Linked DNA regions of Homo sapiens: region 2 is linked to region 1. A link is a contact called in ENCODE Hi-C or POLR2A ChIA-PET data. All regions are on one chromosome and are shown on one strand. The core of a region is the stretch at or near the end of the contact, and the rest is flanking DNA. Distances in the headings are between cores, read along the strand shown. Region 1 overlaps CFAP20DC-DT (CFAP20DC divergent transcript). Region 2 overlaps FHIT (fragile histidine triad diadenosine triphosphatase).

Evidence for each region. A loop is a pair of places that touch in the nucleus more often than their neighbours do. ChIA-PET counts read pairs that join two places held with the same protein, here RNA polymerase II (POLR2A). Pooled maps may share reads with other maps.
Region 2: a loop to region 1 is called in a pooled map, with 2.5 times the contacts of the local background. The contact joins two enhancer-like sites. A Hi-C loop is called at or near these places in 2 of 168 maps with a recorded cell type or tissue (body of pancreas and lower leg skin) and 2 of 50 pooled maps. POLR2A ChIA-PET finds 5 or more read pairs at or near these places in 1 of 52 experiments (BJ).

Annotation. Positions count from the first base shown.
Region 1 is chr3:59,235,159-59,241,262 of GRCh38, reverse strand. The region is part of intron 4 of CFAP20DC-DT (CFAP20DC divergent transcript); the gene reads right to left. Among named protein-coding and RNA genes, the nearest start is that of CFAP20DC-DT, 150 kb to the right of the region's middle. Within about 2 kb of position 3,967, at least 2 of the 41 ENCODE cell types and tissues checked have a DNase peak (open chromatin) inside an H3K27ac peak, as active enhancers do.
Region 2 is chr3:59,854,673-59,861,067 of GRCh38, reverse strand. All of the region lies in intron 8 of FHIT (fragile histidine triad diadenosine triphosphatase), which reads left to right. It overlaps LOC105377113 (a long non-coding RNA gene), which reads right to left. Exons shown (of 3, transcript XR_007095936.1): 2 at 1-101. Among named protein-coding and RNA genes, the nearest start is that of MIR548BB, 760 kb to the left of the region's middle. Within about 2 kb of position 3,132, at least 2 of the 41 ENCODE cell types and tissues checked have a DNase peak (open chromatin) inside an H3K27ac peak, as active enhancers do.

The DNA of each region.
Region 1 (6,104 bases), core at 2,718-5,217:
TGTCCTTTTTTTTTTTTTTTTTTTTTTACAAAACAAAAGAATAAATATATAAGCTAATGAATTTCAGCAGAACTAGAATGGGGGTGTGCATGCATGTTTCCCTGCCCAGAATTTCTGACACCTGCACCAATCCCACTGAAAACTAGCATTTCCTCAGAAGAGAGCAGACAAGGTTGTGACTAATGTTTGCAGAACAAGAAGCTCAATAAACAGGATGACTTGAGTTCAGAGAAGTCCTGCAATCATTTCCTACCACACTTCACTGACAGGATAAAACTGAATAAATAATAGATTGGTGAGGGTTAGACTGCAGAAGGAACTACAGCAAGATCAGGAGCCCATGCCTTCTCCAGACTGTGTATACATTCGCATTTTATCCATTCCAGAGTGACTATGGAACCCAATAGTCAAACTCTTTACCATAATTTAAATCAGCTTTTTCATATGTTTATAACCTCTTATTCACTCATTCCCTTACCCATTCCCTTTTTTTTTTTTTTTTTAAGATGGAATCTTGCTCTGTCGCCCAGGCTGGAATGCAGTGGTGTAATCTCAGCTTCCCACAACCTCTGCCTCCTGGGTTCCAGCAATTCCCCTGCCTCAGCCTCCCAAGTAGTTGGGATTAGAGGCTTGTGCCCCCATGCCCAGCTAATTTTTGTATTTTTAGTAGAGATGAGGTTTTGCCCTATTGGCCAGGCTGGTCTCAGGTGATCTACCCACCTCGGCCTCCCAAAGTTCTGGGATTACAGGAGTGAGCCAAACCCATTACTCTTTCTTTCTCTCTTGCTCTCTCCTTTCCAATTTTTTTCCCATCAAGTATATCGTAACAGACTATTGAAAGAGCAGAATTCTAAACTGCCTCTTTAAGGAGCTTTGGTATAACTCACATAGATTTTTAAAAATTAAAACCTAAGTGACATAAGATTAACCTGAAAGAATATTCTCAATAAAAAATATTTCCTACACTTCTTGTTATTTCTACTATTAAAGTCAGAGATAAGTCAGTTTCTCTAATAAATTCTCTGCAAGAATTATAATTGCATTTTTTATTTAAAAATAATCTTTCTTTAAAAAAAGCATATTCTGTAATCACCCAGATGACCATTTTCTAGTTAAGTCCTGCTATGTGAATTCAGAGTCAGTATCTGCATTGGGACCAAGTAGTAACATTTTCACTGTCTTAAACAAATGAGAAAAGATGTGAAATTAGCAAGATTTCAAGGCAAGTAAAAGCCAAATTATGTCAGAGCATCCTATCTGTACAAAAATTTTATCACTATTTGGAAGGGGAAAGAAGGATGAATTGAGTTCTTACATAACAGACAATAGCATAGGCGTGTTAAACTCAGAAGAAACTGAACCCCTATGGTCAGCACCCTACTTATATTTTCTGATCATTTCCATTTTCAATAAAACCACATCCTCAGTCACATTAAATAAATGTACTTAATTTAAATTTTGTTCATTTTATGGCTTGTTTGTATTTAAGTGGTAAACTTGTTTTAGTTTTATTGTTGTATAAGAGTTACAAACATGAGGAGTTTATATGCAGTTTAATGCTTATATGTACATAACAATTTAATAAACATAAGTCAGTATGGAGGGTGTTCTATAAAATTCTATTGTTTTGAAAGGGGGTCTATATATTAGTCAGCTTCCAGAAACACTGATTTAAGAAGTATCTACCCTGAATAGTACTTGTAGTAGGCTGAATAACAGCTCCCAAAGATGTCCATATCCTGTCTCTGGAATCTATGAATGAGTTAACTTCTGTAACCAAAAGAACTATGCAGATATCAAGTTAAGGATTTTGTGGCCAGGAGGTTAGCCCCCCACAAGGGCTAGTATGAAGTCCCCTTACTTCATTAAGGTCCTCACAGGAGGAGACAGATCAGAGTGCACAGTAGGAGATGTGAGGACAGACACGAGGGTGGAGTGACACAAGGAAGGGTCCGCAAGCCAAGGCAGGCAGCCAGCCTCTAGAAGATAAAAGAGGGTTGGAAATAGGTCTTCCTCTGCAGCCTCCAAAAGGAACACAACTCTGCCAACACTTTGATTTTAGACTTCTGGCCTCCAGAACTCGGTGTATTGTTTTAAACCACTACATTTGTGGTAAATTGTTATAGCAGCTGTTTTATTCTTTTAAAAGGGGGTTTATCTATTGTATATTAGTGTACACTACTTAATCCACTTGCACAGAATGATTTTTAGCTCCACGTTTCCCACTGTATTTTCTGGCAAGCAGATCCGTTTGTGATCACCAAACAGGCTCTCAGATTGTGAGCAAAACAGAGATAGAGTTCAGTGGAGGAAAGAGAGGGAGATGTGGAAGTGCAGAGGAGGCCAGAAGGAGGCTCCACCGGAAGGCCCTTTGTGGGGAATGGAACTGGGTGCAAGTCCTGGGTTGCTCATTAGCCAGTGGGGGTTGGCACAGAAGAAAAGGAAGTTGGGGTCCATTGAGCAGTCAGCTGGAAGAGAGTGAAACTGGATGGGGCAGCATTGTCCTGGGGATGCTGACCCTCCCTCTGAATCTGGAAGTTTGCCCTCAAACTTTTTTTCCAGCATTTACATTCCCTGGGTAAGTGAGGCTCCCCCAAGATTGCTCTGGGGAACAAAGCAGATTCTGAGGGCACTCAAGACTTAAGGCAAATCCTCCCAAATCGGAGCTCATCCCCACTGAAATCGACAAAGGCTATCAGGCAAGGCCAAGGGCACCCAGGCAAGTGAAGGAAGTCCTTTTCTTGGTCCTGGCTGAGGGGTTTGGGCAGGAAATCAGGTTAAGGGCCAAGCGGACTCTGGGATAATTGTGCTGAAAGCAGGAGAAAATGCATCTCAGGCACCGCCATTTTGTTGTTTTATCCCCTAAGAAACTAGGAAAAACGATTACACCCTAGGGTCTGGCAAGATGCATGCAAAAGCCAAATAAGAGATCACATGGGCTGACAGGGAGACAGCCACGGAGGAAAGTTGATTTATTATGTGTAAGTTAAATGCTATCTAGCAACAAGTAGTGGTGTATCCTGCTGCCCTGGAATTCTCTTCTCCACCCTTCTGCCATTTTCACCGCTTTCTGGGCTTTCTTTGCCCTACCTACCCTGGGAGGCAGGATTAAATTGTCCTCAATTATCTGTCCTCTGATTCTGTTAGGTTTACTGTCCTCCCGAGCAGGCAATTGGGCCAGGATACACTGGTCCACTGTGCAAGGAAGGATTTCACCGCTATGGGCTTGAATAAAAATAGAGCTAACGTGTTCTATGTTGTCACTCAATACTTTCTCACTGCACCTCGCATCAGCATTTGAGTAAGAACCTATTCCGGGGCCCTGAAGTGCCTTTTCATTAGAGCTATCACTTAATAATCAAAAAATAATGTATTACCTAACAGGTAAAGATGCTAATTCTGTTCTAGAGCCTAAAATCATCTCATGTCAGGAGGCTATTTTAAGTTATGAAAACTCTAGTGACACCATAACTATCCTCTCACAACACAGAATATTTAGAATACAAATGCTGCATAGGCAATTCTGAATCCATTCTATAGATGGTTTAAACCCTTTAAAATATGACATCTTACTCTTAAACAAGTGTTTAAAGTGGCGATGATCATTATCATCATCATCATCCCTTTTCTCATTTCAAAAGCAAATTCATTAAATTTTAGCTACCGCAGAATCCCTGATACATTTAAATTTGACTAGAATGAGGTTTACATCATAATATCTAAGAAGAAAAGGGTTGTAAAGATCGTAACAGTAGAATCTGTGAAATATTTAAGAAAAATGATTTTCCTATGGAGTACTGGCATTCGTTTGGACGCTAATGACAAAATATGTCTCATCCTCTTGAAGAAATAAATCCAGTCCCATAAAACCACACAACATTTGAATTGGGAGGGACCTAGAGTTATTCTTCAATTGTTCAGGCATGAGTAAGTCCCTGCCACAATAACTCCATTTAATGCCCAGCCCTTCCCTGGACACCTCCACAGAAATGGAATGCACTCTGATCTTTGACGGCTCATTTTTCCTCTCCTTCCTTTCTTCACTTAGGGTCAGGTCTAAGTGAAATTGCGAAGACAGCCATGCAGTCAGCCTCTCCAGCACAGTTCGTCCTCAGTCAGAAAAGACTTAACACTCTATCTTGGTGTTCCTACCTTTCACCCTTGGGTCACACCTCTGTCCCCTACAGCCATGCAGAATAATGTGACTCCCTCTTAGCCAAGTGAGGTCTCCAAAGAGTTCTCTCTTTTGACCTTGCCCATGAGGTTTGGATGTGAACCTCCTCACCATCCTTGTCACTCTACTCTGGGTCTACTCCAATTTGTTTCTGTCTCTCCTGCCATCTGACACCCACAACTCAACCTGGTACTCCAGCTGTGGTTTGGCCCCTACTTGGAGCACTTGGTTGAACTTAGAAATTTCTATTTTTTTTAAAAAAGGATATGATTACATTCATCAGACACGACTTCTAATTCACACTTGCCATTGAGAATAGCCTGCCCTCCAATGACCCATATTTTCAGATTTTTTTTTTTTTACTGTGCCTCTCTCAAGAGTCCAAATTGTCTTTCATGTCATCCTGAGTTGTAAAAGTCAAAACAAAACAAAACTACAGTTGCCTAAGAATTACTCCTAGAAATACAGAAGTACAAAAAAAAAAAAAAAAAAAAAAAAACAAGCACAATCAGGTGTACTGCTTGCTCAGTGTACAGTCCCTGAAAAACAGGCTGGGGAGCTGGGGAGCGTCTCCTAACTTGATAAAGCTCCTTTTAAAAACTTTCCCATCTGGAGATAGATTGAAAGTAAAGTCGTCTTTGTGACTGAAGCTCAGAAAAGTTTATTTTGATATTTTCAACTTTTTTTTTTTTTTTTTGAGACACAGTCTCACTCTGTCACCCAGGCTGGAGTGCAGTGGTGCAATCTTGGCTCACTGCAAGCTCTGCCTCTTGGGTTCACGCCATTCTCCTGCCTCAGCCTCCCGAGTAGCTGGGACTAGAGGTGCCCGCCACCACGCCCAGCTAATTTTTTTTTTTTTTTGTATTTTTAGTGGAGACAGGTTTCACTGTGTTAGCCAGGATGGTCTCGATCTCCTGACCTCCTGATCTGCCCCTCTCAGCCTCCCAAAGTGCTGGGATTACAGGCAAAAGCCACCGCACCCGGCCAATATTTTCAACTTTTGAAAAGAACTCTGAAATGTACTAGCAAAATATTTGCTAGGCCAGGTTTCCAAATCATTTCTTTATTACTCTTGTCTTTAACTCTCAGAACTTAGTAGGGGAGGCAGTGAATGTTGAAGGTAGAATAGCAGATGAGAGAGGAAAGGGGGGCCACACTACTGGGGAGAGGCTGGGTCATTCATTCCTGATGGTGACTAGAGCTCCTTCTGGGAGTGGGGGCATGGGTTTGGCAGGTGCCCCAGGCTGAGAATGAGCAATTCACTTCCATTCTAACACTACGTTTTATAATGAAACAAAAGACAATTCCCCCCCTGAGAAGCTGGGTGTTGTGGTTTCACACCTTCTCATTTCGGTGTTTTTGCTTAGCCATAAACAAGGACTGATTGAAAAAGAAAAACTCACAGAAATTTCAATTACTGTTAATGTCGCTTGAGTGTTTTCACTGTCACAGTCTAGGGCTTCAACTTTTTAATAAGTTTACTGTAATTATTACAAGTTTTTGGTCTAATTCCAGCTGAGGATTTAATGGGACTCATTCTGACAAGATATAGGATATTGTCCCAATAGATGCTCATTTGGAAATGGGCCACTTGCAATTTCAAGTGTGCAGAGCTGTGCAAGATTAAAAGTACTGGCAGTGTAATTTCCACCTTGTGTCCCAGGCTCTGTGGATTTGTAGCTCATCCAGGCTGTCCATCTGGGGAGCAAACAGCATGTACTCCTTGATGAGAAACTCTGGCCAACCGACCAGCTGTGAAAAAAATAGATTACTCTTGTCATTTTTTTCTCCTAGGTAATTTGCTAGGAGTAAAAATATAATTTCTTAGAAGGTCTGCAGTTAAAAGCAAATTCTAGCGATGTGCCTGATTTTTATTTAAAACTTCACTGCACTTTTATTTGTTAAATTTAATTTCTCAACAATACCCTGG
Region 2 (6,395 bases), core at 1,883-4,382, 620 kb before region 1:
GTTTCAAGTTTCTGCTCAGTGCCACGTCCTCCACAGAGCTTTGTCCATCAGACTCCCCTCTTTCTTCCTCTTCTCTTCAGACCCAGGCACAAGGCAGCCCACTATAGTAGGAAAAAAAGAGATCTTTCGGGTTCTATGGACCTGGGCTCTGCCATTTACTAGCTGGGGGATCATGGATCATTACTGGATTTTCATACCGTGCTATTTCAATGTATAATTCCCACCTTCTGGTTCAGAGAAGGAGCTTGGGGAATGTAAATATTCTTTTTCCTTCTATTTTCTGAAGTTTCCTCACACCTTATCTGACACTCTCTGGTGGCTCCTTTTTATTCTGTTCTACCCTGTATTAGAACTATTTATGTAGATGTTTTATCTCACTTTTCATAATAAACACAAACATACTGATACACACTGACTGCCCTGTGCTCACCAAGCACCTGTTCTCCAGTCAGTCTCATACTTTTCATTAAATCAAACAAACAAGGTAAACAAATAAATACCTGTGTCTTAAGGGTGTTGATGAAGGGTGTGGATGTTATGGGTGGTGATTTGGAATAACAGAAGAATTATATTACACCTAACACTTCAAAATTTATTCAACTTTTCTCCAACATCCTTCTTTTCCCTACAAGTTCCATTCCCTATGGCAACTGTTTGCTTGTTTGCAAGTACTCTCTCTCAATATCTAGCAATCAGTTTTTCTCCTTGCATACCTGGTCACCCTTCTCTCCTTCTTTATACCGAATCTTCTTTTTCTTTTTGTAAGTCAGCTAGCTGTCCTTTGGCCATTCTCATTTGCATTCCTGATCATCAATTCTTCCCAACAAAGGGTCTTCTCAGAAAACAAAGAAGGATTCTAATCATGTATAACATAATTTTCCCATTAAACTTATGCTATTTTCTTCTTCTCAGAGCTCAGCACTTTTAGTATTTTTTTTAATTCTGAAGCTGTTTCAAACCGACAGAAGGGTAGCAAGAACTGCGGTATCCTTTCACCCTGATTATCCACCTTGCAACATTTTAATTCTCTTTCATTCAGAGAGATCAATATATAGATATTCCCTTTCAGATATGATGCTCCATCACTCTTCAGGTGTTTGATTACCTTCCCAAAACAAGAGCACTCTTCTCATTACTATTATAAAAACACTTCCAATCAGGAATCAACACTGATACAGCACTACCATTCAGTCCACAGGCCCCATTCACATTTTGCCAACTGTCTCAGTGATGACATTTTCTTTTTTGGTCCAGGATGCTATACAGAAACATACACTGCATTTAATTATTATTTTTCATCAGTTTCCTCCAATCTGGAATGGTTTTGTTTGTTTGTTTGTTTGTTGAGAGTCAGAGTCTCCCTCTGTCGCCCAGGCTGGAGTGCAGTGACGCGATCTTCAGCTCACTGCAACCTCCGCCTCCCAGCTTCTAAGCAATTCTCCTGCCTCAGCCTCTGGAGTAGCTGGGATTACAGGCACACACCTCCATGCCTGGCTAATTTTTTGTATTTTTAGTAGAGACGGAGTTTCACCATGTTGGCCAGGCTGGGCTTGAACTCCTAACCTCAGGTGATCCACCCGCCTCAGCCTCCCAAAGTGCTGGGATTACAGGCGTGAGCCACAGCACCCAGCCTGGAATGGATTTTTATTCTTTCCCTGTCTCGTGTTTTCCTGCCTTAAAGAGTATAGGTCTTTTTTTCCTGTAGGATGACTCTTTCTCTGGAGCTTCCACTGTTTCTTCATTATTAGACTCAAGTCATGTATTCTTCCATGCCATCTTGGCAGGAATTCCACAAAAACGCTGCTGAGCTCTTCTCAGCATATCACATCAGAAGGCAACCACACTGACCGTATCCCCACTTGATCACCTGGTCCAGTTGGTACTTGCCAGATCTCCCCATCATTCTTTGAGCATTTCTTTATATTCTGGTACAAAAAAGATGCTCCAGGATCATCTTATACTGTCCCTGTCCAGCCTTGGAATCAGCCACTTCTCCAAGCAGCTCTGGTTCCTGTCCGTGTAGAATGATTTTAGAAATCAAGATCTGGGTGCTTAGCATGCTTATTGTTCCTGTGATGTCAATGCTTTGAGACCCAGTCAACACAGAGCTAGGAAATATGTACATATAAGTCCACACAAACACACACTTATTATTATTTCCATATCTGGGTATGTGTATATGTTTACACATAAGCCACATGAATTCATATCAGTATCTTCAATTCAAATCTAAGTCTTTTCCCCCTTCCACATTTATAAATACCTTCTCTGACAGAAACTTGGTTCCCATTATCCTTAATATATATACTCATTTGTTCAATATTAGCCTTCACTGCCCACCACCTGCGTACATCTCATCCTCTGCTCTGCTTCCTCACACACTAGAAACACCACTGCCCCCATCCATGCAGCACCCCTCTCCCCACGTTGCCCTGCATGTTCAGTTACAGAGCAGGCTGCCATCACTACCCACCTCCACAAGACACCCCTCGCTCCTGCCTCCTCAGATGCTATCATTTCTCTCCAAGAAAGAAAGGGAAAAGGCTGGGCACGATGGCTCACACCTGTAATCCCAGCACTTTGGGAGGCCGAGGCAGGTGAATCACAAGGTCAGGAGTTTGAGACCATCGTGGCCAACATGGTGAAACCCCGTCTATACTAAAAATACAAAAAATTAGCCAGGCGTAGTGGCGGGCGCCTGTAATCCCAGCTACTTGGGAGGCTGAGGCAAGAGAATCACTGGAACCCAGGAGGTGGAGGTTGGAGTGAGCCGAGATCGCTCCACTGCACTCCAGCACTCCATCTCAAAAAAAAAAAAAAAAAAAAAAAAAGAAGGTGGGAAAAGGAAGGAAGATCACCATTTATGTCTTTTTGCTGATAGATGATGTGGGAAACTCCCATACACCTTTCACAGCAGTCACACATATGTTGAATGGGCAAACCATTCTTTGACATCTACTCACTCCCTTTTACTCTCTCTGCATTACTTACTTGTCTCCAAGGCTGTGTCTAAGCATAGTTGAAGACAGAAATCATTTAATAATATTCAGCTGAGCCAACTGGCCATAAAGCTGAGACTCCAATTAGGGGAACTGGAAGCTCTGGGCAGTGGTGTCAGGGGACCAGCAGGTGGCGCCCGTAAGTTCTACTCTAAACCTTTCTGTATCCAGGCTTGTTCACTACCTTCTTTCACCACCTGGTTTCTCTCTATCAGAGCTCTTTAAAAATATGTTAGCATTCACAGTTCCCAGTATCGCTGCAGACATAAATGTTGAGAAATGCATTCTTGTTTTCCTTCCCAAGGCACCAATAGTACAAAGACAAGCATAAAGCCCCTTAGGATACAAAAAAAAAAAAAAAAACCCAGCACTTTGCACAGCATAGTCATAAGTGACGTCACTCTGTAATCTTTAACAGGAGTGGTGTTTTCCACGCTCATAGGACAAACTGACTCTTGAATCTTTGTTAGGCCTCCCTGTCTAATCGATATGTAAGTTTCTCTAGGGAAAGAATAGGGTGGAATATTATTTGTATAATCTTGTCCTATGAAAATATGAAAGAGATTATTGGCAACATTTTTGATAACCTGGTGGAATAAAACTCCAAGCCCTGCCTAAGGTAAATTATCATAAATCTTATATGTCAGGAACGTGGTAGAGAGTTGCAGGTAGGCAGTGAAGTGGCCAGAATGTTTAAAAAAAAAAATATTCTGACCTGGAATCTGTGGCAGAGTGGAGAGAGTTGCGGTGACATATCTGATCTCATTAGTGCTTAAGGTTCCTCACGCAGAGATGGAGAAATGACAGTGTATCGCTCATTCCTGCCCTCTGAAGCCTTTCCATTAGAAATGCTGCAATTTAATCTCACATGTCACAAATCAAACCCCAACTTGAAAACTGCTTCCCCTGAAAAGGTGAACACATTCCATGCCTTGTGGAAGGAACTCCAGTGCCCCTCAGAGGAAGTGCTGTGTCCCCGATAGCAGCTGGTAATATCAGCTCCACATTTGAAAGGACCCCAGGCATCAGTATTCAGAGACTGCGATTGTTACATTAGCGTGACTTTTTGCAACTTATGTGACTTTGGGTGAGTTGTTGAAATTCCACTTGACTCAGTTTCTTTATTCACTAATTGAGCATAATCTCCACCATTCAGGGTGGTTGTGGGGATTAAAGGAGAGTTAAAAAAAAAAAAAATACTCAGCCGGGGAGCTAAGTACTTGATAAATAGAAGCTGTAACTTATTATTGCTTACTGTTACTTCCAGACTCTGAGCTAAGGGCTTTATATTGTTTACTTCCTTAATTCCCACAGAATTAGATAGATATTATAAAAAGCCATTTTGCAAAGAAGGAAACTGAGTCTTAGAGAAATTAGATAACATTGCTACATTATACAGCTAGAAAAATGGTACATTCCAAAGCTAATGAAATCTTTCTGTAATGTTACACTGCTACTTGTATATTGGAAATAAAATTTGTTATGCCTTACAATTGAGTATACTACTAAGAAGAATGGTCTGCATCTATATTCCTTTGTGAGAGAAGGCTGTAATTTTCCTCCCTTGTGATTTTTATGCCTGGTCCTAGTAACAGGGTTATACTGATTTACAGAATCTATGGGGAATAATCTCTTTTTTTCTATCATATGGAAGAGTTTGCATAAAATTGGAATGATGTCTTCCTTGAACATTGGGAAAAATTTGCGTGTAAAATCACCTGGTGTGATGTTTTCTTTGCAAAAAAAATTTTAACAATTACCTTAATTTATTTAATAGCCATAGGGCTATATAAACTTTTTGTTATTTCTTGGGTCCATTATGGTTAGTTATAAATTTTTAGGCATTTATACATTTCATCTAAATTTTTAAAAATTTTGACAGATAGTTGTTGACAATAGCCATTTATTATTTTAGTTGTAATAAATATTCACTTTTTCATTCAAAACATCTTCCTCTTTTAATCGATATTGTCAAAGGTTTATCTATTGGCTGGGCGTGGTGGCTCACACCTGTAATCCCAGCACTTTGGGAGGCCGAGGCGGGTGGATCACGAAGTCAGGAGATCAAGACCATCTTGGCTAACACAGTGAAACCACGTCTCTACTAAAAATACAAAAAAATTAGCCGGGCGTGGTGGCGGGCGCCTGTAGTCCCAGCTACTTGGGAGGCTGAGGCAGGAAAATGGCATGAACCCGGGAGGCAGAGCTTGCAGTGAGCCAAGTTAGTGCCACTGCACTCCAGACTGAGCGACAGGGCAAGACTCCGTCTCAAAAAAAAAAAACAAAAAAAGGTTTATCTATTAATTATTTTATCAAAGAATCTACTTTTGACTTTTTTGATCTTTTCTAGAAAATATTTTTCTATTTCATCAATTTGTGCTCATATTTATTGTGGTTTTTCTTTTGCTAAATATGAACTTATTTTGTTCAGTTTTTGTATACTTAAGATTGACACCTTATTAACATTGAGGCTATCTTCTATTATAAGTACAGATTTTAATATGTAGCATTTCATTATTATTCAGTTGTAGGTAACTTTTAATTTCTTCATAGTAAAATATCAAGTGGGGGAAAATAAGTTTGTGAGGATAGCATAAGATTAAATAAGGATGGAATCCTTTTTATAAAATTTAAAACAGCTTAGATTATAAAGCATGTTAGGACCAATTATACATGCAATAAAACCCTGTAAGAAGAAAGATGAACCTGGCACTCAGGAACATAATGACCTTGGAGACAAGAAGATAAATGGGGGAGGACAACATGGATAGATGGGGGTCATTATGAGGGTCAAAGCTGTTGGTTTATATGTGGCATTCATGGGTGTTTATTCCATTTAACAGAATAACTTACCAAGTAATATCAGGAAAATTTTTATAATTAACATTGGGCAAATTCTTACTATGTACCAGCCCATTTTAATACTCACTGTATCCTCAAAAGAACCCTGCGAGGGGAAAACATTGTTTAATGTTACAGTTATGATAGATCCAAGTACTGAGTGCAATTAGTATTGAATCAAACTGCTTCAGAGGCCACAATTGTGATCACTGGATATGAGTTTTGGAAAGGCAAACCAAAGTCTTTTTAGTAATCAGGTCTGTAGTTATGTGAGGTAGAGAGCTTCCTGTCAGTGGAAGGATTCCAACAGAGCCCATTTTCTCCTTCCAGGGATGTGCCGTTGGATAAAGAGACTTAGCTGCATGAGCTTCTTAGCCTCCTATTAATACCAAAGGCCTCAGGGCAGTCTGGCTCCTCTCTCTCTGCTCACTTAATGAGAAAGTTATTTAGAGAGGGAGCCTAGTATGGCAATAATATGGGCTCTAGAGTTTCCTGGACCTCGGTTCAAATCCCAGATCTACCAATTACCAGCTTTGTGCCTGTGAAAAACAATTC